2 separate regions of the Homo sapiens genome follow, and region 2 is linked to region 1. A link is an interaction called in ENCODE POLR2A ChIA-PET data of the cell type or tissue named here. Cell type or tissue: PC-3. All regions are shown on one strand. Links, peaks and the distances in the headings refer to the core of each region. The heading gives the core; the rest is flanking DNA.

What was found. ChIA-PET counts read pairs that join two places held together with the same protein. Peaks named below come from ENCODE experiments on the same cell type or tissue, not always from the same donor. Only the 100,000 strongest peaks of a DNase experiment are listed, where the experiment ranks them.
Region 2: POLR2A ChIA-PET joins it to region 1 with 6 read pairs; 2 of 35 experiments call an interaction of 5 or more read pairs at or near these places.

Annotation. Positions count from the first base shown.
Region 1 is chr12:111,128,281-111,140,152 of GRCh38, forward strand. All of the region lies in intron 1 of CUX2 (cut like homeobox 2), which reads left to right. Among named protein-coding and RNA genes, the nearest start is that of CUX2, 100 kb to the left of the region's middle. In PC-3, for the core only: no CTCF peak of the experiment used is centred there; no DNase peak of the experiment used is centred there; H3K27me3 peaks cover 842 bases.
Region 2 is chr12:110,914,096-110,925,967 of GRCh38, forward strand. MYL2 (myosin light chain 2) reads right to left here and starts at 6,484. Exons shown (of 7, transcript NM_000432.4): 1 at 6,432-6,484; 2 at 5,009-5,098; 3 at 1,620-1,695; 4 at 91-195. The coding sequence starts at 6,434. RefSeq lists enhancers at 3,316-3,817, 3,818-4,317, 4,858-7,292. In PC-3, for the core only: no CTCF peak of the experiment used is centred there; DNase peaks (open chromatin) are centred at 2,586 and 3,606; H3K27ac peaks cover 1,008 bases.

The DNA of each region.
Region 1 (11,872 bases), core at 4,042-9,041:
CACCGCAGTCCTTCAGGGATGTCCCAGGAAGGAGCTGTCTGCTTGCCAGTGGTGCCTACATATCCTGGAGAACCATCTGTAAACCAGGTCCGGGTCAATTCTGTCAGTTTATCATAGGGAATTCCCCATGAGGCCATAGGTGCAGGCTGGGAGAGAGAAGGCAGTGCAGCAGGAATGGGGACCATGGGCATTTGGGCCACTTCATGTAACTTACTGGTGCCTTCAGGGCCTGCTTGGGCCCAATCACATATATACCACACCATTTGATGATGGAATGCTGCTGTGCATGCCCCCCTTTATGGCTTGGAGGGTCAGATAACACCCAGTTCATGATGGGTAGCTCAGAGCACAGGGTCATTTGGGGGCCCATGGTCAAGCATTCAATCTCCACTAAGGCCCAGTAGCAAACCAAGAGCTGTTTCTCAAAAAGCAGTTATCTATAGATGATATAGGGCCTTGCTCTAGAATCCTAAGGGCTTGCACTGTGATTTATCCAGATGGGGGCCTGTCGAAGACTCCAGATAGCATCCTTATCTGCCACTGACACCTCGGGCACCATGGCATCTGCTGGGTCATATGGCCCAAGCAATAGAGCAGCTTTCACAGCAGCCTAGACCTGTTGCAGAGCCTTCTCCTGTTCTGGGTCCCACTCCAAACTGGCAGCTTTTCAGGTCACTCCACACATGGGTGGAATTAACACACTCAAATGAGAAATATGTTGGCTCCCAAATCCAAAGATGCCCACTAGGCATTTTGTCTCTTTTTTGGTTGCAGGACTAACTAGATGCAACTTCTTCCCTTTAAAGGGCTATCTCCATGTGCCTCCACACTGTGGAGCCCTAGATATTTCACTGAGGTGGAAGGCAGCTGAATTTTTGTTAGATTTATTTTCTACCTTCTGGCATGCAAATGTCTTACCAATAAGTCTAGGATCATTGGGATTTCTTGCTCACAAGGTCCAATAAGCATAGTATCATAAGTGTCATGGGCTAGGGTGAAATCTTGTGGAAGGGAAAGGTGATCAAGGTCCTTGCAAACCAAATGATGACGTAGAGCCAGAGAGTGCTGTACCTGAGCTAGGACAGTGAAGGTGTGTTGCTGGCCTTGCCAGCTGAAAGCACAATGCTTCCATCCAGTGGGCCTTATGGAAAGGGTTGGAGAACAAGGCCTTTGCCAGATCAATAGCTGCATACCAGGTCCCAGGAGATTCAGGCAATGAAACCACATCTGCAATTGGGTGTGGTACTGCAGCTGCAATTGGAGCCACCACCTGGTTAATCTTACAGTAATCCACTGTCATTCTCTGAGATCCATCTGTCTTCTACATAGGCCAGATCGGCAAGTTGAGTGGGGATGTGGTGGCAGTCACCACCCCTGATCTTTCTAGTCCTTTATAGTGACGCTAATCTCTGCCAGCCCTCTAGGAATGCAGGATTACTTTTGGTTTACTAATTTCCTACATAGGGGCAGTTCTTGTGGCTTTCACTTGGCCTTTCCCACCATAATAGCACTCACTCCACAGGTCAGGCATCCAGTGTGGGGACTGTGTCTGCTGGGTATGTCTATTTCAATTATGCATTCCAGAACTGGGAAATAACCATAGAATGCATTTGGGACCCCACTCAGCCCCACTGTGAGATGAACCTGAGCTAAAACTCTATTGATCACCTGACCTCTATAAGCCCCTACTCTGACTGGAGGGCTACGGTGACATTTTGGGTCTCCTGGAATCAATGTCAGTTCTGAGCCACTGTCCAGTAGTGACTGAATGTTCTGATTACTTCCTTTTCCTCAGTGCACAGTCACTCTGGTAAAAGGCTGCAGGTTCCTTTGTGGGGGGCTGGGAGAAAAATTAACAGTATAAACTTTTGGCAGTATACCAAGGTCCTCCCTTAAGGGGACCCGGCCTCCCCTTCATTCAAAGGGTTCTGGGTCTATAAATTGGCTCCAGTCTGTGAATTGATTGAGGGGCTGTGACACTCTGTTTTTATGATTCAGGTTAAACTTTTGATCCCTTGATCTAGAACTTTACTGCTCATACAGATCAAGTAAGAATTTAGTAGGTTTCCTCTCCACTTCTAGGAACACCATCACCAACTAATTAATGTCATATAGGTCTGTGTGATTACACTATTCTGACTGCTGCTTTGATGCTGCTGTCTGTTACAGTGAGTGTCCCCACTTGGCCCCTCCCACTCTGGGATCCAGTTATACCCTTTGTATTTAGGTTTCCAAATTCAGTGACCTCAGTTCCCATGGTAAGGATTGGCTTACAGAGAAGAATGATCTCAGAGCTCTTCAAGGATGATGGGGCTCCCCCAAAAAATTTATTTCTCACAGTGTTGGTTGATAATCATGTCTCTGGTCCTTCCCAGTGTGGGTGCATAGGTCTTAAATAACAAATCCACTCTACTGTCCCAGTCTTCAATCTCTTCCTTTTAGGTCCTTGAATCTCTTCCTTTTAGATTAAACCAAGGCAGTTTTGGCATCTCCATCCCCCTCACTGTGAGCCACCTTTTGGTCCATGTTTCAGCCAACCAACCCAACACATGGTTAGAACCCTTTCTAACTCCCAGGCTGCAACATTAAATGCAGAATCTCTGCTTAGTATGCCTATATCCATAAATTTAGCCTGATTCAATTTTATGTTCCTTCCACCATTATCCCACACCTATTGCCATGCATGTTCCCCAGATTTCTATCTTATGAATTAGAAAACTCAAGTTGTTCTTTTGGAGTGTAGCACACCTCATGGGTCACTTTTTTTATGCCTCCTGTATTAGTTTGTTTTCACACTGCTGATAAAGACATACTTGAGACTGGGAAGAGAAAGAAGTTTAATTGGACTTACAGTTCCACATGGCTGCGGTGGCCTCAGAATCATGGCAGGAGGCAAAAGGCACTTCTTACATGGTGGTGGCAAGAGAAAAAAATGAGGAAGAAGCAAAAGCAGAAACCCCTGATAAACCCATCAGATCTCGTGAGACTTATTCACTATCACGAGAATAGCATGGGAAAGACCAGCCCCTGTGATTCCATTATCTCCCCCTGGGTCCCTCCCACAACACATGGGAATTCTGGGAGATACATTCAAGTGGAGATTTGGGTTGGGGCACAGCCAAACCATATCTTTCCACCCCTGGCCCTTCCAAATCTCATGTCCTCTCATTTCAAAACCAATCATGCCTTCCCAACAGTCCCCCAAAGTCTTAACTCATTAGAGAATTAACCCAAAAGTCCACAGTCCAAAGTCTCATCTGAGACAAGGCAAGTCCCTTCCACCTATAAGCCTATAAAATCAAAAGCAAGCTAGTTACTTCCTAGATACAGTGGGGGCACAGGTATTAGGTAAATACAGCCATTCCGAATGAGAGAAATTGGCCAAAACAAAGGGGTTACAGGGCCCATGCAAGTCCGAAATCCAGTGGGGCAGTCAAATTTTAAAGCTCCAAAATGATCTCCTTTGATTCCAGATCTCACATCCAGGTCATGTTGATGCAAAAGATGGCTTCCCATGGTCTTGGGCAGCTCCACCCCTGTGGCTTTGCAGGGTACAGCCTCCCTCTCAGACACTCCCACGGGCTGGCATCAAGTATCTACAGCTCTTCCAGGCTCACAGTGCAAGCTGTCAGTGGATCTACCATTCTGGGGTCTGGAGGACAGTGGCTGTCTTCTCACAGCTCCACTAGGCAGTGCCCCAGTAGGGACTCTGTTGGGGAGCTCCCACCCCGCATTTCCCTTTTGTACTGCCCTAGCAAACGTTCTCCATGAGGGCCCCACCCCTGCAGCAAACTTTTGCCTGGTCATCCAGGCATTTCCATACATCTTCTGAAATCTCGATGGAAGTTCCCAAACCTCAATTCTTGACTTCTCTGTGCCTGCAGGCTCAACACCCTGTGGAAGCTGCCAAAGCTTGGGGCTTCTGCCCTCTGAAGCCATGGCCCGAGCTGTACACTGGCCCCTTTCAGCCATGGCTGGAGCAGCTGGGACACAGGGCACCAAGTCCTTAGGCTGCACACAGCATGGGGACCCTGGACCCAGCCCATGAAATCACTTTTTCCTCCTAGACCTCTGGGCCTGTGATGGGAGGGGCGGCTGTGAAGGTCTCTGACATGGCCTGAAGACATTTTCCCCCATGGGCTTGGGGATTAACATTAGGCTCCTTGCTACTTATGTAAATTTCTGCAGCTGGCTTGAATTTCTCCCCAGAAAATGGGCTTTTCTTATCTACTGCATCATCAGGCTGCAAATTTTCTGAATTTTTATGCTCTGTTTCCTTTTTTTTTTTTTTTTTTTTTTTTTTTGAGACAGAGTCTCACTCTGTCACCCAGGCTGGAGTGCAATGGCACTATCTCAACTAACCGCAACCTCTGCCTCCCAGATTCAAGCAATTCTCCTGTCTCAGCCTCCCAAGTAGCTGGGATTACAGGCATCCACCACCACGCCCAGCTAATTTTTCTATTTTTTATTAGAGATGGGGTTTCACCACATTGGCTAGGCTGGTCTCAAACTCCTGACCTCAGGTGATGCGCCTGCCTCGGCCTCCCAAAGTGCTGGGATTACAGGCATGAGCCACTATGCCTGGCCTGTTTCCCTTTTAAGATGGAATGCTTTTAACAGCACTCAAAGCACATTTTGAATGCTTTGCTGCTTAGAAATTTTTTCTGCCAGATACCCTAAATCATCTCTCTCAAGTTCAAAGTTCCAAAAATCTCTAGGGCAGGGGCAAAATGCTGCCAGTCTCTTTGCTAAAACATAACAAACCTTTGCTCCAGGTCCCCACAGGATCCTCATCTCCATCTGAGACCACCTCAGCCTCAACCTTATTGTTCATATCACTATCAGCATTTTTGTCAAAGCCATTCAACAAGTCTCTAGGAGGTTCCAAACATTTCCACATTTTCCTGTCTTAGCCCTCTAAACTGTTCCAACCTCTGCCTGTTACCCAGTTCTAAAGTCGCTTCCACATTTTCAGGTGTCTTTTCAGCAACACCCCACTCTACTGGTACCAATTTACTATATTAGTTCGTTTTCACGCTGCCGATAAAGATGTACCCAAAACTGGGAACAAAAAGAGGTTTCATTGGACTTACAGTTCCATATGGCTGAGGTGGCCTCAGATTCATGGCAGGAGGCAAAAGGCACTTCTTACATGGCAGTAGCAAGAGAAAAAAAATGAAGAAGCAAAAACGGAAACCCCTGATAAACTCATCAGATCTCATGAGAGTTACTATCATGAGAACAGCACAGGAAAGACTGGCCCCCATGATTCAGTTACCTCCCTTTGGGTCCCTCCCACAACACGTGGGAATTCTGAGAGATAAAATTCAAGTTGAGATTTGGGTGGGGGCACAGCCAAACCATATCACCTCCCCTTTAGGGGCCTGCTGGGAATTCAGTCTAGTTACAAGTCTAGAAGCAAAGAGGTGGTTGGGGGCGGGGGTCTTTAGGAGACTTAGGATTGTCTTGTATGGCAGCTACCTCAGGGGAGGCTGTAAGAGTTTCCCCAGGCAGTGCAGGGTTAATTCCCTCAGTAGGACGTGGAGAGGCCACTCCAGCTGGTGGTGGGGAGACTTCTTCCACTGGCAAGGAAGACTCAGAGTTTAGGGTCTCAGTGTGCCCAGCTTCACCAGGGTCTTCCCACCTGTCCCCATCCTAACTTTCAGGGTTCCATTCCATCACAATGCCTTCACTTTAGCAGCAGACACCCTACAAGGCTAGGAGTTCAACTTGCATTGTAATTCAGCCAGTCACAGAATGAGATTCTGGGTCTGATTTTCAGCAATCTCAGCCCTGCAGCTACAGGAGATTAGAGTCTCCCTCAGGGCATGCATGGAAGCTTTCAGGCCATTTATGTGGCACTTGAGCTGGTAACTTAAATCTCTAAACTCATCCTTTTCTTTCCCCATTGTGTCCAGAGACATTAGGACCAACCAGCCAATGTCATTGTATTCCTAGTTTGCCAAAAATGTTTCAAAGTATCTGGCATATCAAGTGGGCCTTAAAAAGAGAAAGTATTATGGACACTGTCACCCACATGCGTGCTTCTTATCAGTGGTTGATTTGGAATATCTATTGGAGATAGTTTGCATATCTCTATTAGGGAATAAACACCATGGACTATCAGTGTTCTCTTTACTACTGGAAATAGAGTCATTAGCATCTTTATATCTAATTGAATTAGAGAGCCAACCCCAGAAATCCCAAAACCATGTCTGAATACTCATCCTTAAAATTCTGTTCCTCTCTAACCACTCCTGGTGCCAAAATCTGTATTAGGGTTTTCCAGAGAAACAGAACCAATAAGATCTCTTTCTCTCTCTCTCTCTCTCTCTCTCTCTGTGTGTGTGTGTGTGTGTGTGTGTGTGTTTCTGCTGCTGGTATAGTCAAACCAAATATGTACCTAGAGCAATGTAAGCTGATATAGGTGATAAGGAGATGCCCAGGGAGACCAACTGAATTTTGCCTGGAGAGGTCAAGGAAGACTCCCTGGAGGAGGTGACACTTGAGCTGTGTTATGAAGGATAAAAGAGGGTTTACCAGAAAAACTGGGTGGGAAAGGGAACTCCAGGCAGAAGGACCATGTGTGCTTGGGTTCCTACAGCTAGTTCAGTGTGATCTAAACACACGGTACATGTGGGGACATGACAGGGACATGTCTGGAGAGTAGGGCAAGGTATTTTCCCTTGAGGGCCACAGAAGCCATTCAGGGCTTTGAGCAGAGCAGTGGCTGGGGTTCAGTTGTGTACTAGAAAGATTGCTCTGGGGACTGTTGATTGAGCACCTGCTGTGTGCCAGGCCCTGGAGTTTCAATGGCGAGACAGAAAAGGTCCATTTGGAGCTCTATTTTAGAGAGAAAGACTGTAAATAGTAGAAAGGTATGTGTGTGGTCCGTCCACAGTGATAAGTGCTATGAAGAAAAAAAAAAGAGAAGAAAGAATGGGGTGCAGGGGAGGGTGGGGTGTGGGATAGGTAGAGCTCATGCAGTTTTAAATAGAGTTTCACTGAGACAGTGACATTTGCACCTTTGAAGGATTTGAATAAGGCAGCCATGAGGATATCGGGGAAAGGGCATTCCTAGCTGAGTGAACCACCAATGCAAAATGCAAAATGGTGCAGCTGCTGTGGGAAGCAGTTTGATGGTTTCTCAGTAAGTTAAACATAGACTTAACCATGTGACCCAGCAATTCTGCTCCCAGGAATATACCCAAAAAAATTGAAAACAGGTGCTCCAACCAAAACATATACACAGATGTTCACAGCAGCACTATTCACACTAGCCAAAAGGTAGAACCAACCCGCATGTGCATCGCTCATGAATGGATAAATACAATGTGGTCTGTCCATACAATGGAATATTATTCAGCCATGAAAAAGAATGCATCTCTGACACAGGCTGCAACAAGGATGAGCCCCAAACACAATGCTGATTAAAAGAGGCCAGACGCAAAAGACCATGTAGCGTAGGATTCCATTTATGCAAAATGTCCAGAACAGGCAAATCCATAGAGACAGAAAGCAGATTAGTGCTTTCCAGGGGCTGGGGAAAGGAGAATGGGAAACAGATACTTGCTGGGTCTTGGGGTGATGAAATGTTCTGAAAGTAGATAGAGGCAATGGTTGTACAATATTGTGAATGTACTAATAAGTGCCACTGAACTGTGTGCATTCAGATATTAATATGCACTCCTACAATTAGTGTCTGGTTGACTGAAGGAGGAGTGAGGGGGCAGGTGGGTGCGGGGCCCGGGTGAGGACTTCAGCCTTTGCTCTGAGTGAGCTGGGAGCCTCAAAGGTTTGGAGTAGAGGGGTGAGGTCATTGACTCCGACGGCCACATGGGGAATAGGCCTAAGGGGTGTGGATTGGAGCCGGGACCCCATGAGAAGGATGCAGGAACATCGCGTGTTCCTGCACGTGATGAGGGTGGGAGGGAATGGAGGGGTGAGAAGTGACGCGATTCTCGGTAGAATTTAAAGATGGAGCCAACAAGACTTGCACGTGGGAAGTGAGAGAGAGAGCGGAGTCCACAATTTGGCCTGAACTATGGGAGGATGGAGCTGCCCTTTCCTGAGATGGTGGTGCCTGGGAGAGAAGAGGGAGGATAAAGCCAGGTGGGGGCTCTGCTTTGGGGCCAGAGGGGGCTGCTGCATTGACCTCGCCAGACCCAACAGGGGCAAGGCCTCTTGACAGGGAGACCCCAGCTGCATTTGAGCAGCCTCTGGAAAAATTGCAGGTGCAGCAGGGCCAGGAGGTTTTGTGTCAAGAAATAAAATGACAGGCACATCTATGAAGCCCTCAGCTCTTGGTTGGGCACTGTGCTGAGAGCCTTTTGCCCTTCATCTCATTTAATTGATGTAGCGTCCCATGGTTGCTACAGTTATTAACCCATTATACAGGTAGATGTGGAAGGCTCAGAGAGATTTGCCCAAGGTCACCCAGCAAGTAAGTGGCCAGCCAAGGTTTGGATCTCTGGGAGCCTGGCTCCAAGACCCAGCCATTTGTTTGTCAGGAGTTCTTGCCTTCCAGGACTGGAAAGGTCAATGCCTTTGAAGTCAGTGCAGGAACTTACAGGGTCTCACTAAACAGTCTCAAGTGGCTGAGGCAGGGGAGAGTGTATGTGTCAAGATTTGGTCTAAGAATCCGCTGTTTATTTTTTATGGCTTTTTTTTTTTTTGAGACAGGGTCTCGCTCTGTTGCCCAGGCTGGAGTGCAGTGGCACGATCTTGGTTCATTGCAACCTCTGCTTCCCAGGCTCAAACAGTTCTCCAGCCTCAGCCTCCCGAGTAGGTGGGACCACAGGCACGAGCCACCACACCTGGCTAATTTTTTTTTTTTTTTTGGTAGAGATGGCCATCTTGGCCAAGCTGGCCTCAAACTACTGAGCTCAAAGTGATCCCCCTGCCTGGGCCTCCCAAAGTGCTGGGATTACAGGCATGAGCCACCACTCCCATCCAAAATCCACTGTAAAGGGACACTTTAAAGTCCACTGTAAAGTCCACTGTAAAGGGACAGAGGCAAGAGAAGTATTGACCAAGTTGGTCTTAGTGCTGTCACCTCTCTTCTGCTGATGTTGTTGTTGTTGTTTGTTGATGTTGTCGTTGTTGTTGATGTTGTTAAATAGAATTGAAATCAGACACTTTGGGGAAAGGTAAATTCTGAAGGGGAAAATGGTAGAGCATTACTAGAGGTTATTTCTGAATGATGGGATTTTTATAAACTTTATTTATTTACTTATTTAAATTTTTTTTTGAGACAGGGTCTTGTTCTGTCACCCAGGCACAAGTGCAGTGGCCCAATCACAGTTCACTACAGTCTCGACCTCCCCAGGCTCAGGTGGTTCTCCCACCTCAGCCTCCAGAGTAGTTGGAACTCCAGGTGCATGCCACCATACCCAGCTAATTTTTAAATTTTTTCATAGAGATTGGGTCTCACTATGTTGCCCAAGCTGGCCTCGAACTTCTGGCCCCAAGCGATCCTCTTACCTTGGCCTCCCAAAGCGCTGGGATTATAGGCATGAACCAGCCACCATGCACAGCCCACCCAGAATTTGCTTAGGGGTGAGCATGGGGCAGGAATGAAGCACTGGACCACCAATTCCCTGCCCTGACATTGATGGCAGAACAGTGGAACAAGCTCTGGTCATGACAGAATCAGGTCACCTGAGTCCAGCCCTGCTGTCTGGCTTTGGGCAAGTGTCTTAACCTCTCTGGGCATCTGGAAAGAGACCGTATGGGTAGGCCATGTGACGGCTCTAGCCTGGACTGCTGAAAAGGTGGGGTCTCCAGCTGTAGGAACCCCTACTCCCATCCCCTTTACCCCTCCCACAGAGGATCTGCCACTGCCAGGCTGGCCGAGGGGAGGGGCTTGGCATGAGGACCAGCAGATGCCAGTCTCGCTCCACGCACAGATGTATCTGCCAGTTTCTGATAGGGAGAAGCGATCTGGGAGTCGCTCACTTCATTGATAATTAAATTCAAATTAAGAGAGATTTGCATTTATCAAAAGCCTGTTTGACAAGGTGTCACTGTTCTCATCCAGCACCCGGGCGCTGGGGAGCCAGCAGGGGGAGGTGCAGTCATGTGGGGGTGGGGAGAGAGGAGGGGTAGGGGTGGAGGAGAGGGGAAAACATCAGAGAGGCTGCCTGTCAGCCCTTCATTATTCCAGAGGGTCGCAGCTCCATGGTAAGTGGCAGGAAATGCTGTGTGGCCTCGGTCAGGCTGCTTGACCTTTCTGAGCCTCAGTTTCCCCATGGCAGCCCCCAGGGTTCCCTCCTCCATGGACTGCTACCATTTGGCTTCTGCTTAGGTTAAGAATCCCCCATCCCTACCACCCTTCTTGATTGAATGCTAGGAAGGAGAGCCATAGAATCTCCAGGGGACATTGTTGGTGGCCCACCCAGACCCCTTTGCCAAGCAGCACCCATCCCCGCTGTGACTTGACTGTTCTGTTCTCCAGGGAATTGCAAGATGTTCCATCCCATCCCACCCTAGGGGCAGCCCACAGCCCCTGAGTGACTTGATTCAGGGGAAGAGTAAAAGCCTGGCCCGCTTCCCTCAAGTTGGGACTGCACTATGGTACCATTCACCCCACACAGCTCCCAGGGGCGACACTGGACTCTCGCTGAGCCCACATTTCCACCCAGCTCCTCTCCTGCCCCCACCTGCTTCCCTTACTCCTGCCAGCTTCCTCTTGAGGGCATATCCCCGTCCCCCAATAAGTCACTAGCCCCCAGATCCCCATCTCAGCCCCCAGAGAACCCGACCCAAGACAGAATCCCATCTGGACTACAGGCCCGTCTTTGATCGCCATGTGACCTCCAGCAGGTTGTTAAACTCCCTGAGCCTCAGGGACTTCGTGGGGGGCATGAGGATAAGATAGCCCTCACTCTTTGGGATGGTCTACGAGGACCAAGGGACATGATGGATTTGACATTCCTTCTTGTAAACCAGAAGGTTTCATGTAACTGGAGGCTCTCTTTGGAGAAGAGAGAAAGATCCTGCTGGCCCGAGTGGTCCACAAGTGCTCAATAGGAGGAGAATGGATGGGGTTTGGGAGAGAAAGGAGAGGGGTATGTGATGGGGACATTTTCTGCCTCCCTGGCCTGGGATGAGCTGCAGAGAGTGGATGAACCACAGATGGCATTTGTGGCAAAGGTTTGAGCAATGGGCCTATGTTCAGAAATAATGGTGGTCGAAGTTGTGGTCATGGAGATCGTTATTTTTCCAGCACTGCGTTGGGACAGATACTTTCCAACCCCTCAGAGGAGGCTCTTCTAAGGCAGCGGGCATTTCTGGCTTTATCTGATCCAGCATCATCTCAGCCACAGCCAGCTGCTATTCTTCCTTGGGAGGCCTTTGTATCATGAACACCTGATTGACAAAAATCTGCTATACAAAGTGGATGAACAAAGGAATAGTTGTATGCACTGCATACAGTTCATCCGTTCCTTCCATGGGGCTGAGCTTCCCAAGGTCATGGCAAATAGGATAAGCGTTCAGAACAATTTTCTCCCAAGAACTGCCTACTGTGTCAAAGGTGGTGGACCCACCTTCACTCTGCCCGAGAGCCACTTGGACTTACAGGTCCAGATGTTAAAATCGGACAAACCCAGGTGCTAATCCAAACTCAGCCCTGAACTAGCCGTGTGACCTTGGGTAAGTCACTTCCCCTCTCTGAGCCCCCATCACCTGGTCTGTGAAATGGGGATATAAATGAGGGTGGTTAGGAGGATCAGTGAGGCAGTCGTGGGACCTGCCCTACAGTGTAAATGTCAGTATTTGGCATTTCCAGTAACTTCTCTGTTCTTTTTCTTCCCTCTGCTGGCTCCACTCCCTGTCCCTCACTGTGTTCCTTAAAGACATTTTTTCAGTG
Region 2 (11,872 bases), core at 902-5,901, 220 kb before region 1:
ATCTCTTTTAAAGTTAACCATCTTCTGCCAGCCCCCCCGAAGAAACATAGACACATACACACAGACACACACACACACACACGACCTTACCCTTAAGTTTCTCCCCAAACATTGTGAGGAACACAGTAAAGTTAATTGGACCCGGAGCCTCCTTGATCATTTCATCAATTTCTTCATTTTTCACGTTCACTCGCCCTAGGGTAGGAAACACACACTCAGGGACTCCGAGCTGGGGAGAAAGAACCATTATGACACTGCCATTGGCTCCTGGGATTCCACTTCAAGAAATCTAGTCTAGAAATCATCAGAGATGGGGTGGATGGAGGCAAAGATCTTTTCTGAGAAGATGTTCTTGACAGTGTTATTTATAATAACCAAATGACTGGAAGCGACCCTAACATCTGATGTGGGAAGGTGTTCGTTATTTATTTATTTTTCTTTGAGACAGGGTCTGGCTGTGTCACCCAGGCTGGAGTGTAGTGGTACAATCTCGACTCACTGTAACCTCCGCCTCCCAGGTTCAAGCGATTCTCGTGCCTCAGCCTCCCAAGTAGCTGGGATTGCAGGTGCATGCCACCATGCCTGGCTAATTTTTGTAGTTTTTTGGACAGACAGGGTTTTGCCATGTTGCCCAGGCAGGTCTCGAAGTCCTGGGTTCAAGTGGTCCTCCAGCCTACGCCTCCCAAAGTGCTGGGATTACAGGTGTGAGCCACCATGCCGGCCAGTTCATTATATTTAAAATAGTGTCTTCAGAACCTGGAACATTTGATGCAGATATTTTCATTTTTCACTCAAATGGGAAAGGCTCATGTTGTAAATTAGCCCTTCACAGTTGGAGGCGGGAGAGACAGATCAGGATCACCTGAGGGAACTTTTACAAGTTAAACCTGCTGTAACCCACAGCCGTGGAGGTTCTGATTTACCTGCTCTAGTCCTGCCACAAGCCTAACTTTGTGCAAATAAGAAAAATCTGTCATTTTTTAAGCCAATGTATGTTTTAAGTATAAAAAGCTACACTCACTACAAATGTGAATACTTCCCTGTAGAATTGTGCAGTGCGCAGTCTGCACAGCTGTGTATGGTTGCCCTGAGTTCTAAGGTCAGGAGTAAGTGGTGGTGGCGGGTAGCAGATTGGGCATGTATATTTTGAAGAAACTCCATGTACTCATGCTCACACTGTTGAGATGATACATTTTAGAAGATAAATTCGAAAGAGAATGATTCCAATAATTTAAAAAACTAAAACCCAAACCTAACAGACATGTCTAGAAAGACTTAGAGGAGGGACTGGAATGTTCACAGTGGAATATGACCTTCTGGGTGATGTCATTTTCTCCTTTATACTTTTCTGCATTTTTTCCCCATTTTCTGTTGTGAGCTGACATTGCATTCAAAATCACACAAAAAAGTTATTTCAAGAGAAAAAAAAGATATCTGAAGGTACTCAAAGACTAAACACTTCTTTCCCATCCCCTGAAATTTGTCTTAAAGACCAGTTGTGGCAGAGTTGTTTCTTTGGGAAATGACACCATCTTGAGCTTTTCTGATGGTCCCACCTCCTGCTCCTCATGGATGTGAGATAAAGAGACCCTCATGCAGGGCTAGAGAGGGTGACATACCAAGGGCAGCAAAGGTGTCTCTCAGATCGTTCTTGTCAATGAAGCCATCCCTGTTCTGGTCCATGATAGTGAAGGCCTGTGGAAGGGAAGTGATTGGCAGCTCAGCCTGGGAGAAACTGGCAGAGTTGCCCAAGAGATTGGGCCAAGGACTTGGCAGGAGTGGATTCTGGGATCTTCAAAGATCATTGTAGGACCTCAGATTAAAAGTCAACAATTGAAGATAATCCAACAGTTTCTTCAAAACGTCAGGCCTCGTGTTATCATATGACCCAGACATTCCACTGCTAGATATATACCCAAGAGAATTGAAAACATGTCCACATAAAAGCCTGTACACAAGGCTGGGCACAGTGGCTCACGCCTGTAATCCCAGCACTTTGGGAGGCCTAGGCCCGTGGGTTACTTGAGGTCAGGAATTCAAGACCAGCCTGGCCAACATGGTGAAACTCCGTCTCTATTAAAAATACAAAAATTAGCCAGGCGTGGTGGCGCATGCCTGTAATCCTAGCTACTTGGGAGGCCGAGGTAGGAGAATTGCTTGAACCCAGGAGGCAGAGCTTGCAGTGAGCTGAGATCATGCCACTGCATTCCAACCTGGATGACAGAGCAAGACTCCATCTCGGAAAACAAAAACAAAAACAAAAAAACCTGAACACAAATGTGTATAGCAGCATCGTTCACAGTAGCCCAAAACTGAAAATAACCTACATGTCCATCAACTGATGAATGGATAAACCAAATGTGGTCTGTCCATACAATGGAATATTATTCAGCCATAAAAAGGAGGGAAATTCCTACAAAGGTTACAACATGGATGAGCCTTAAAACATCAGTGAAAGAAGCCAGACACAAATACCACATATTGTATGATTCAATTTCTATGAAATGTCCAGAACAGGAAATTCATGGAGACAGAAAATGGATTAGCAGTTGCCAGGGGCTGGTGGGAGAGGGAGGAGCAGGAAGTGACTGCTAATGGGTATGGGGTTTCTTTCGGGGGTGATGGAAATATTCTGAAATTAGATAGTGGTGATGGTTGCACAACTTTGTGAGTATACTGCAAACCACAAAACTGCACACTTCAAGGGTGAATTTTATGGTATGCAAATTATAACTCTATAAAGCTATTTATTTATTTATTTATTTATTTTTGAGAAAGAGTCTTGCTATGTCACCCAGGCCGCAGTGCAGTGGTGCAATCTCGGCTCACTGTAACCTCCGCCTCCCGGGTTCAAGCGATTCTCCTGCCTCAGCCTCCCGAGTAGCTGGGAGTATAGACGCGCATCACCAATGCCCAGCTTATTTTTCTTTAGTAGAGTCAGGGTTTCACCACGTTGGCCAGGCTGGTCTCAACCTCCTGACCTCAAGTGATCTGCCCACCTTAGCCTCCCAAAGTGCTGTGATTGCAGGTGTGAGCCACTGTGCCTGGCCCGTGATTCCTCATTTGTAAAACACTTGGGCATTTATAAAGTTCTGAGAATCTCCCTGACTGTCAGCTGAGATAGATTACTGGTCCCATTTTATAGATAGGGCAGGCTAGGGAGTGGAGAGGCCAGATGAGACACCAGTTTTTAGCTTTTTAAAAAATAATAGCTTTAGGCCAGGTGCAGTGGCTCACGCCTGTAATCCCAGCACTTTGGAGGCCGAGGCGGAGGGATCACTTGAGGCCAGGAGTTTGAGACCAGCCGGGCCAACACAGTGAAACCCTGTCTCTAGTAAAAATACAAAAAAATTAGCCAGGCATGGTGGTGAGTACCTGTAATCCCATTTACTCAGACAAACAAACAAACAAACAAACAAACAAACAGACCAAATGGGGAATCCTGGCTACATGTTTTGAGTTCTTTGCATCCCTTACCCACACCGCCGGCAGCTGATGCCAGAGGCTGGGAAAAGAGGCGGGTGTAGCTTTCTGCCTGGAAGGTGACTATCTCAAGTTCAGATATGACACTTGCCTCAGGAATTTCTCTTTCCCTATGGGACACGGCATTCCTGCAATCTGAATGTTAGTGAGGACAAAAGGTACGACTGTTCATTTCCTGTTTGGAAGCCCCAAATGGTTTCCCCTTTGATATAAAGCACACTAGGGCAGGGTGTAGTGGCTCATGCCTGTAATCCCAGCACTTTGGGAGGTCAAGGCAGGAGAATTGCTCGAGCCCAGGAGTTTGAGACCAGCCTGGGCAACACAGGGGGACTCAATCTTTACAAAAATCACAAAAATTAGCTGGGCACAGTGGTGTGTACCTGTGGTCCCAGCTACTCAGGAGGCTGAGGTGGGAGGATTGATTAATCTGGGAGGTTGATGCTGCAGGGAGCCGTGGTTGTGCCACTGCACTCTAGCCTGGGTGACAGAGCGAGACTCTGTCACACGCACAAAAAAAGAAAGCAGTCTGGTCTCTTTAGCATCATTTTAGCATAGTTCCCTCTGGAAAGCCAGGTGGGAATGTGGATGAGTCAGTGTGAGCCCTCGCAACGGCTGGAAAATGAATTCTGAGCCTGTCCATCCAAGCCCGTGTGCAGTTTGGCCTAATTGGTACTTTGGTTCTCTTCATAAGGTCCATTGCCATCAAATGCGATGGGGTTTCAAATGGGGCTAGTGGTTAATAATCAAAGACTGTAAAATGTAAAACCCAGAAGATACTGCTTTTCACCTCTCAGACTGGCAAAAAAAAATTGTGACTATTAATACCCAGCGTTGATGGAAATGTGGGGAAAGGCACGAGGCTGCTGGGCATAGGAATTAGTGCTGTGATTTTGGGGGGCAATTCGGACCAGCAGTTCTGCCTGTTTTTAGTTCTTTTGTTGTTGTTGTTTTAAGTTCCTTTGACCCAGCAGTTCTGCTTTTAGGAATTTACCCCCAAGAAATAACCAGAGATACAAGCAAAGAGGTGTTATTTATAGTAGTAAAACATTATAAACAAATGTCATATTTAACCATAGGAAATGGTTTAAATACATGATAGGAAATGTTAATGGTGAATTTCTCAACGAAAAAAATGCAGGTGTAATCAGTGGGCACAGAAGATTATAATTTTGTTTAATAAATATATACATAGATAACAAAAATGGTTTGAAGGGTATATACTAAAATGTGAACTGATTATCTCTGGGTAATAGAATTGTAGGTAGTTTTTATTTCCTTTTCTGTGCTTTTCTGAAAAATTTTCCAACATTTTTCAACATGGAATATGTTTTACTTTGATAATCAGTGAAAATATTAAAAATAGTTTCTTTTAAAAATTCACACATCCGTTCAGGCCGAATTTGGGATTGTTTGGAGGATAGAGGCATCTAATGAAAGGTCCCTGCTGGGAATATGGAACAAAAAGAAGGTTCTCCCTCGTGGGTGGGATTTCCATCCAGGCGGATGATTCAATAGCTGCACCCACCTCCTTAAATTCCTGGATTTGGGTCTGTTCGAACATGGAGAACACGTTGGAGTTGGCGCCCCCGGCTCTCTTCTTTGCTTTCTTAGGTGCCTGGGGGAAAAAAGCATCGATTAAAAGAGTGAGAGGCTGGGAGTCAAAAAACTAGGTCAGGCCCCTACTCTGGGTGTGTTCATCTCTGTTGCAGGGCTCAGCTGCCCATCTGTGAAATGTGGGTACAGCATCCACACTCAGGTCTCCAAACGGTGATGCTGGAGGGAGCAAAGGACATGACATGAAGTTTCTCCAGAGCCCTCTGGTACCAGTGGATCATAAGCGTTTGTGCATCTTGCAGTGGCTCCTTCACCAACTAGGAGAAGCCACAGGTGTGTCCCTGGGGATGGAGGCCACACCTTCAGATCGCCCCTGCAGGATCCAGCCACTTTTGTTCTGATGCATTTCACAAAAAGCTCAGTAATGCACAGAAGGAGAATTGATTGGAGGGAAAGAAAAAGTCAGGCTCACTAAGCCATGATGAATGCCAAGATGAAATGACAGTTCTTCAAGGTGTTAAAACCCAACTGCGCCCCACACCCCACAATTTTCCCTTGCTCCAAATGGCAGCAAAACCTCCTCTCTGAATGCTCCGTCCTTGCACCACATCAATAGGGCAGAGAAGAGCGAGTTGACCTTTCTTCCCCACCCCACTTCTCTCTGACTTTCAATAACAGCAAATGATTCGGTACTCTACATATGTATTATTTAATTCTCATAACCACTCTGTCAAGTGGATACTATTATTATCATCCCCATTTTACAGGAGAGGCAACTGAGGCTCAGAGAGGTTGGGTCACTTGCCCAAGATCACACAGCCACACACACAGAAGGCAGAGCCGGAGTTGAACTTGGGCGTTGAACTTGGGGAGTTGAACTTGGGCATTCTGACTCCAGAGTTCCTGCCTCTAACCACTCTCCCTCCTGTGCTGACCCTGATTTGGGGACTGCCCACTTCAGGAGGGGGACACCTAACCCAACAGCACAGAAAGAAAGGTTTTAAATTTGCAAGTTCAAAAGGTGAAAACAAAAACATTCTTTTTCCCAGCTGCCTGAACAAGAGAAAAGAATTACAATTTGATCCTTAAAAGCATTCAATCCCATTTTGCAAGTCCTGGGAGTTATTGATTCCTCGAGAGGTCAGTAGACAAGCCATAAAAAAGCCAACTCTCTTATTTTGTGTTTGTGAGTCCCCGAGAGCTGCTGTTATTTGTGGCCTATCGGGGCATTGATTGGGGTTCCTCTGTGCCCGCGCAGTCAATGGGGCTTTTTCCACAAGGGGCTGGAGGCTTTGAGGGCCGCCTTCCTCCCCCTCCGCCGTGGTCCCTCGCTTGTAGTGGCTTCCTCTCCTCGCCCACCCGGCATCATCACCTCCTGGAGCCCTTGTACTCACCATGGTGGAAAGGACCCAGCACTGCCTCCCGAGAAGAATTCCACACTCCGCCCAGCTCTCTGCAGCCCAGGAACAATAAATACTTCCTCCCCATGTTTAAAAATAACCCCATGACCGCTTTTGGCAGTCATAGGTGAGGCGGGCACCACCTAAGGCCCCCCCACCCCATGCCGTTCTTCTGAAGTAAGGGTGGCTCACTCGCCACTGGGTGACACGTGAGCCCCCAAAAAGGCATTCAAGGTTAAAGAGGCAGTAGCTGGGTCATGGTCACGGGGAGAGATGCTGCGCGCTCTCTGCGGTGCTTGGGCCGGGGACACTTGTGCTTGTCAATTTTGAGAAAAAAAATGGCAGGGAGAGGAGACTGCTAAAATGCTCTGTTTTATCAGCCTGGATCTGGCCTCAGGGTCTTTGCACCTGTGTGCCCTCTACCTGGAATGTCTTTCTGTCAGTCATCGCACGGCTCCTTCCTTCACCTCCTTCACTGCATCTTTGCTCATATGTCATCTCCTGAGTGAAGCCTCCCCGACCACCATCTTTAAAATAACCATGAAGGCTGGCACTGTGGCTCATGCCTGAAATCCCAGCACGGCGGGAGGCCGAGGCGGGAAGATTGCTTGAGCCTAGGAGTTTGCGACCAGCCTGGGTGACATAGGGAGATGCCTGTCTCTACGCAAAAGAAAAAAAAATAGCTGTGCGTGGTGGTGCATGCCTATAGTCTCAGCTATTCAGGAGGCTGGGACAGGAGGATCACTTGGGCCCGGGAGGTTGAGGCTGTGGTGAGCCACGATCACACCACTGCACTCCAGCCTGGGTGACAGAGCAAGACCCTGTCTCAAAACAAACAAATAACACAGCCACGCACCTCCTGCGCTCCGATCTCCCTTCTTTGTTTCTCTGCACAGCGTGAGGCAGTCCCGAACACTGCCCACAGTGCACTGACTCATTTTCTTCAGCATCTGTGGAGCGTCAGCTCAGAGGGCAGGGATCACTTTAGTTTCCCTCACCACTGACTGTCTCCCCAGCTCCCAGCTCATGATGCACACAGCAGCAGCTCAAAAATAAATATTTGTTGACTGAAGAAATGACAAATCTCATTGACTGAGCACTGGCACGTGCCGGACACTATGTGCTCATGGCTCCCACACATAATTTTCCAGCCACCCTAGAGGGTGGGGACCACCTCATCATCCATGCCCCCATTTTACAGATGCGGAAACAAAAGCTCAGAGAGGCGAAGTGAGCTGCCCAGGGTCACACAGTGATGGAGCTAGGCGTGGACCCCTCTGGAGGCCCCTTTGTCTCCAGAGTCCAGGCTCTTTAAGAGCCTTGAAAACAGCAGCTGCTCTCAGAATGCAAGGTGTCATTATATAATACTTTTACTGAAGACAGCTTTCCTGCTGGGTGCAGTGGCTTATACCTGAAATGCCAGCACTTTGAGAGGCTGAGGCGGGTGGATCACTTGAGTCAGGAGTTCAAGACGACCTTGGCCAACATGATGAAACTTGTCGCTACTAAAAATACAAAAATTAGCCAGGCGTTGTGGCGCGGGCCTGTAGTCCCAGCTACTCAGGAGACTGAGGCAGGAGAATCGCTTGAGGCCGAGAGGCAGAGGTTGCAGTGAGCCGAGATAGCGCCATTGCACTCCAGCCTGGGCGACAGAGTGAGACTCTGACTCAAAAAAAAAAAAAAAAAAAAAAAGGACGGGCATGTTGGCTCACACCTAGCACTTTGGGAGGCCGAGGCGGGTAGATCACCTGAGGTCAGGAGTTCAAGACCAGTCTGGCCAACATGACAGAACCCCATCTCTACTAAAAATACAAAAATTAGCTGGGCGTTGTGGCACATGCCTGTACTCCCAGCTACTTGGGAGGCTAAGGCAGGAGGATTGCTTGAACCCAGGAGGCGGAGGTTGCAGTGAGCCGAGATCGTGCCATTGCACTCCAGCCTGGGCGACAGAGCAAGACTCCATCTCAAAAACAAAGACCAAAAAAACCCCAAACTAAACCAAAACAACAAAAGATGGCCATCTTCCTGTGCCCTTAAAGACAGCCTTGGGATTCAGGGAGCAAGAACTCGGGGCTTGGAATCATTGTGGTTATTTAGTGTCCGTGGGTGGCAGGCCTGAGTGCCAGAGGCCACACCTCTAAGAAGGAGAATGTCCCTCTGCCCTCCCAGTAGTGTGGGTGCGGGGCTGATGGCTGAACCAGCATTCATTCCCCTTCATCGAGCCCAGCGCAAAGCAACAAATTCCCTTCCCTTGAGGTGCGTAAGTGCGAGGGGAAGATGGACAAGGAGAAAGTAAACAAATGCACAACCCAGACAGTTGCAGGCAGTGACGGATCTCATGCAGGGATGAGACAGAGGCATGGCAGTGGCCAGGTGACAGCCTCAGACAGGGGCGCAGGTGGGCTCCTCCAAGCAGAGTCTGCAAAGGGGGCTCCAGGCAGTGGGGACAGCACATACCTCAAGGCAGGGAGAATTTGGAGGCTTTGAGGAACAGAAGGCCCCCTGGGGCTGGAGTTTTCCAGAGCTTAAAAAAAGAAATCACTTTTCTTATTAGGTTTTCCAGAGGGTAAAAGGAGGTGAGACCTGGCAAATGGTAGCTATCACTCACTCCCCTTCTCAGGTGGAAAAATAATCTCAATTTGGGGGCACACAAACCCAAGGACCATTGATGGCTGTGACAAAAAAAGGTGTGGGTTTTTTTCTTCTCTGCAGTCCCACATGGGTTAGAGTTACCCAGGACACTCTTCTGACAGATCTTTAATAACAAAAGATGTGTTCATGTGTGTGTGTAGGCACATGCATGCACAGACAAAAACACGTCTGCACATGCATAGAGGCACACAGACACGTGCATGTACACGCATCCACATATGTGCAGTGCACACATCAAGAGGAGCTTTTCTGTCCAAGGTTCTCTGACAACACCAGAATAAATGTTTCCCTAGCTAATAGGCACACCATAGATTTTCGTTAAAACCCTGTGTGAGCAGTCAGTAGCTCCAACTGGCCAAGTGAAAAGGTTGTTGCAGCCACAGAAGATGTGGAGAGTGTATGATGGGGGGTGGGAAGCCCCGGGGTGGGGATTAGGATGGGCTGGGCCCCCAGAGTCGAGTGGGGGTGTGTGTCCCTGAGGGACACCTGTACAGCCAGGCCTCCAGAAGGGGTACTAGAGGAACCATTCTGGCTGGATAGCAAGAGGGGTTGTCAAATAGGGCACTCACCCTCTCGGGCCTGTTTCCTCACCTGGAAAAGGGAGATCACACACCTCCATAAGGCTGCTGGGAGGATTAAGTGAGATTGTGTCTAGGGATTCTGGGAAATGGCGGCCTGAATGGGGCATGGAACCACGTGGCTGCTGGGACGTGGAGCACGTGGGGTGTGGACTAGGCCTTGGGGTCTGTTGAGAGAGCCAGAGATCCAAAGTCTCTCTCATCAATGGGTTGTGTTGCCCCAGGGAGCCCCCAAGACCAGGGACAAGGCCCTGGGATTGGAGAATCCAGGGAGGACTTGGTTCTTTGTAGACTTCAGGGGTTCCTTTCAGCATCAGCCTCAAGACTGCGGGGGCTGGGGAGGGAGCGAGTGGGCGGCTGGGGCTGTTGTGCCCTGCCCTCAAGGCTGGGTGGCGGAGGCCTCTTGCTGAGAAGCACATGCCCACAGGACCTGAGACCCCTGCCTTTTTGCTACCTGTGGGATTCCTACAGCTAATAAGTTTCCAGCAGCTAGACCTGAGTCCCACTGAATAGAAGAGAAAAATAACTGCTCACTTGAGGCTGTCAGAAGCCAGAGAGAAGCACAGTGGGCCGATCCATCAGAATAGCAACTTCTAGAATATCAGAAACCCAAGTGTATTTGTTTCTTATTGCTGCTATAAAAATATTACCGATGTGGTGGCTTAAAACAGCACTTCTTTTTCTTTTGAGACAGGGTCTCACCCTGTTGCCCAGACTGGAGTGCAATGACACAATCATAGCTCACTGCAGCTTCGAACTCCTAGGCTCAAGTGATCCTCCTCTTTTGGCCTCCCAAGTAGCTGGGACTATAGTCACGCACCATCACGCTCGGCTAATTAAAACAATTTTTTTAGTAGAGACGGGGTCACATTATGTTGCCCAGGCTGGTCTTGAACTCCTGAGCTCAAGCCATCCTCCTGCCTCAGCCTGCCAAGATGCTGGGATTACAGGCTCAAGCCACCACACCTGGCAACGTATTTATTATCTTGTAGTCACAAATAGGACTGTGTTCCTTCTGAAGCCTCCTGGGGAGAACCCGATTTTTGCCTTTTCTACCTCGGAGGATTCAGAGGTTGGAGTGATGAGGACCACGAAGCAGGGAATGAGGCACCGACACTCCTTGTGGACCACGAGGTCCCCACATTCCTTGGTTCGTGGTCCACATCACTCCAACCTCTGAATCCAACCTCTCTGACTCCTCCGCTTCCATCCTTTTTTTTTGGGGGGGGGGGCGTGGGGGACAGGGTCTCACTCTGTCACCTAGGCTGGAGTGCAGTGGCACAATCTCGGCTCACTGCAACCTCTGCCTTCTGGGTTCAAGCGATTCTCCTGCCTCAGCCTCCCGAGTACCTGGGATTATAGGCACCCGCCACCATGCCTGGCTAATTTTTGTATTTTTCTGGAAGAGATGGGGTTTCACTATGTTGGCCAGGCTAGTCTTGAGCTGGTGAGCTCAAGTGATCCGTCTGCCTCAGCCTCCCAAAGTGCTGAGATTATAGGCGTAAGCCACTGTGACTGGCCCCGTTGACAATTTTAAAAGAAGAGATGAAGAGAGGGAAAATATGTAAGTATTCTTTATAGGTACACACTGCTTTTAAGTAAGAATGATTTTAGCCCCAAATCGAAGGACATGAATTTGCATATAGATATTTATTTGAGCCCCACTATGTACAGGGTGTGATGTACATCAGTAAAGCTTCATGCAGAGTAAGGGGAGAGATATACATATTAAGCTTAAATTCAAGAAAAGTGGAAATTTATGTTCAACTGTATTATGGTACAACAGTCCTCATTTTAGAAAATAGAGCACTGTATTAATTTCATTATTTTTTAAAGCCCAAGTACTGGTTTGCTCCAAAGAATAAAAATAAAAACAAACCAAAAAAAAACCTTAGAGAAATTCAAGTGAAACCCAAAAATGACTTCCTAGAGCTTTAAGACCTGATTTTTAAACTAAAAATTAAGTGAATGAATTTCAGGAAAGGTTAGTTTTGTTGCAATTTAAATAGTGGCCTAGAAGATGATATCTTGGGAATATCATGAAGCAAAATAACAAAGAAATGCAAATAAAATCATTCCAGAAACAGAAGCCAAAAGTAAGCAAGTAATACAGGAAAATGTTCTTCAGCACAGAAGAGAACAGAATCTGCAGGTTGAAAGAACTCCCGAACTCCAAGCTGGAAGGATAAGGAAAAGCACACACCA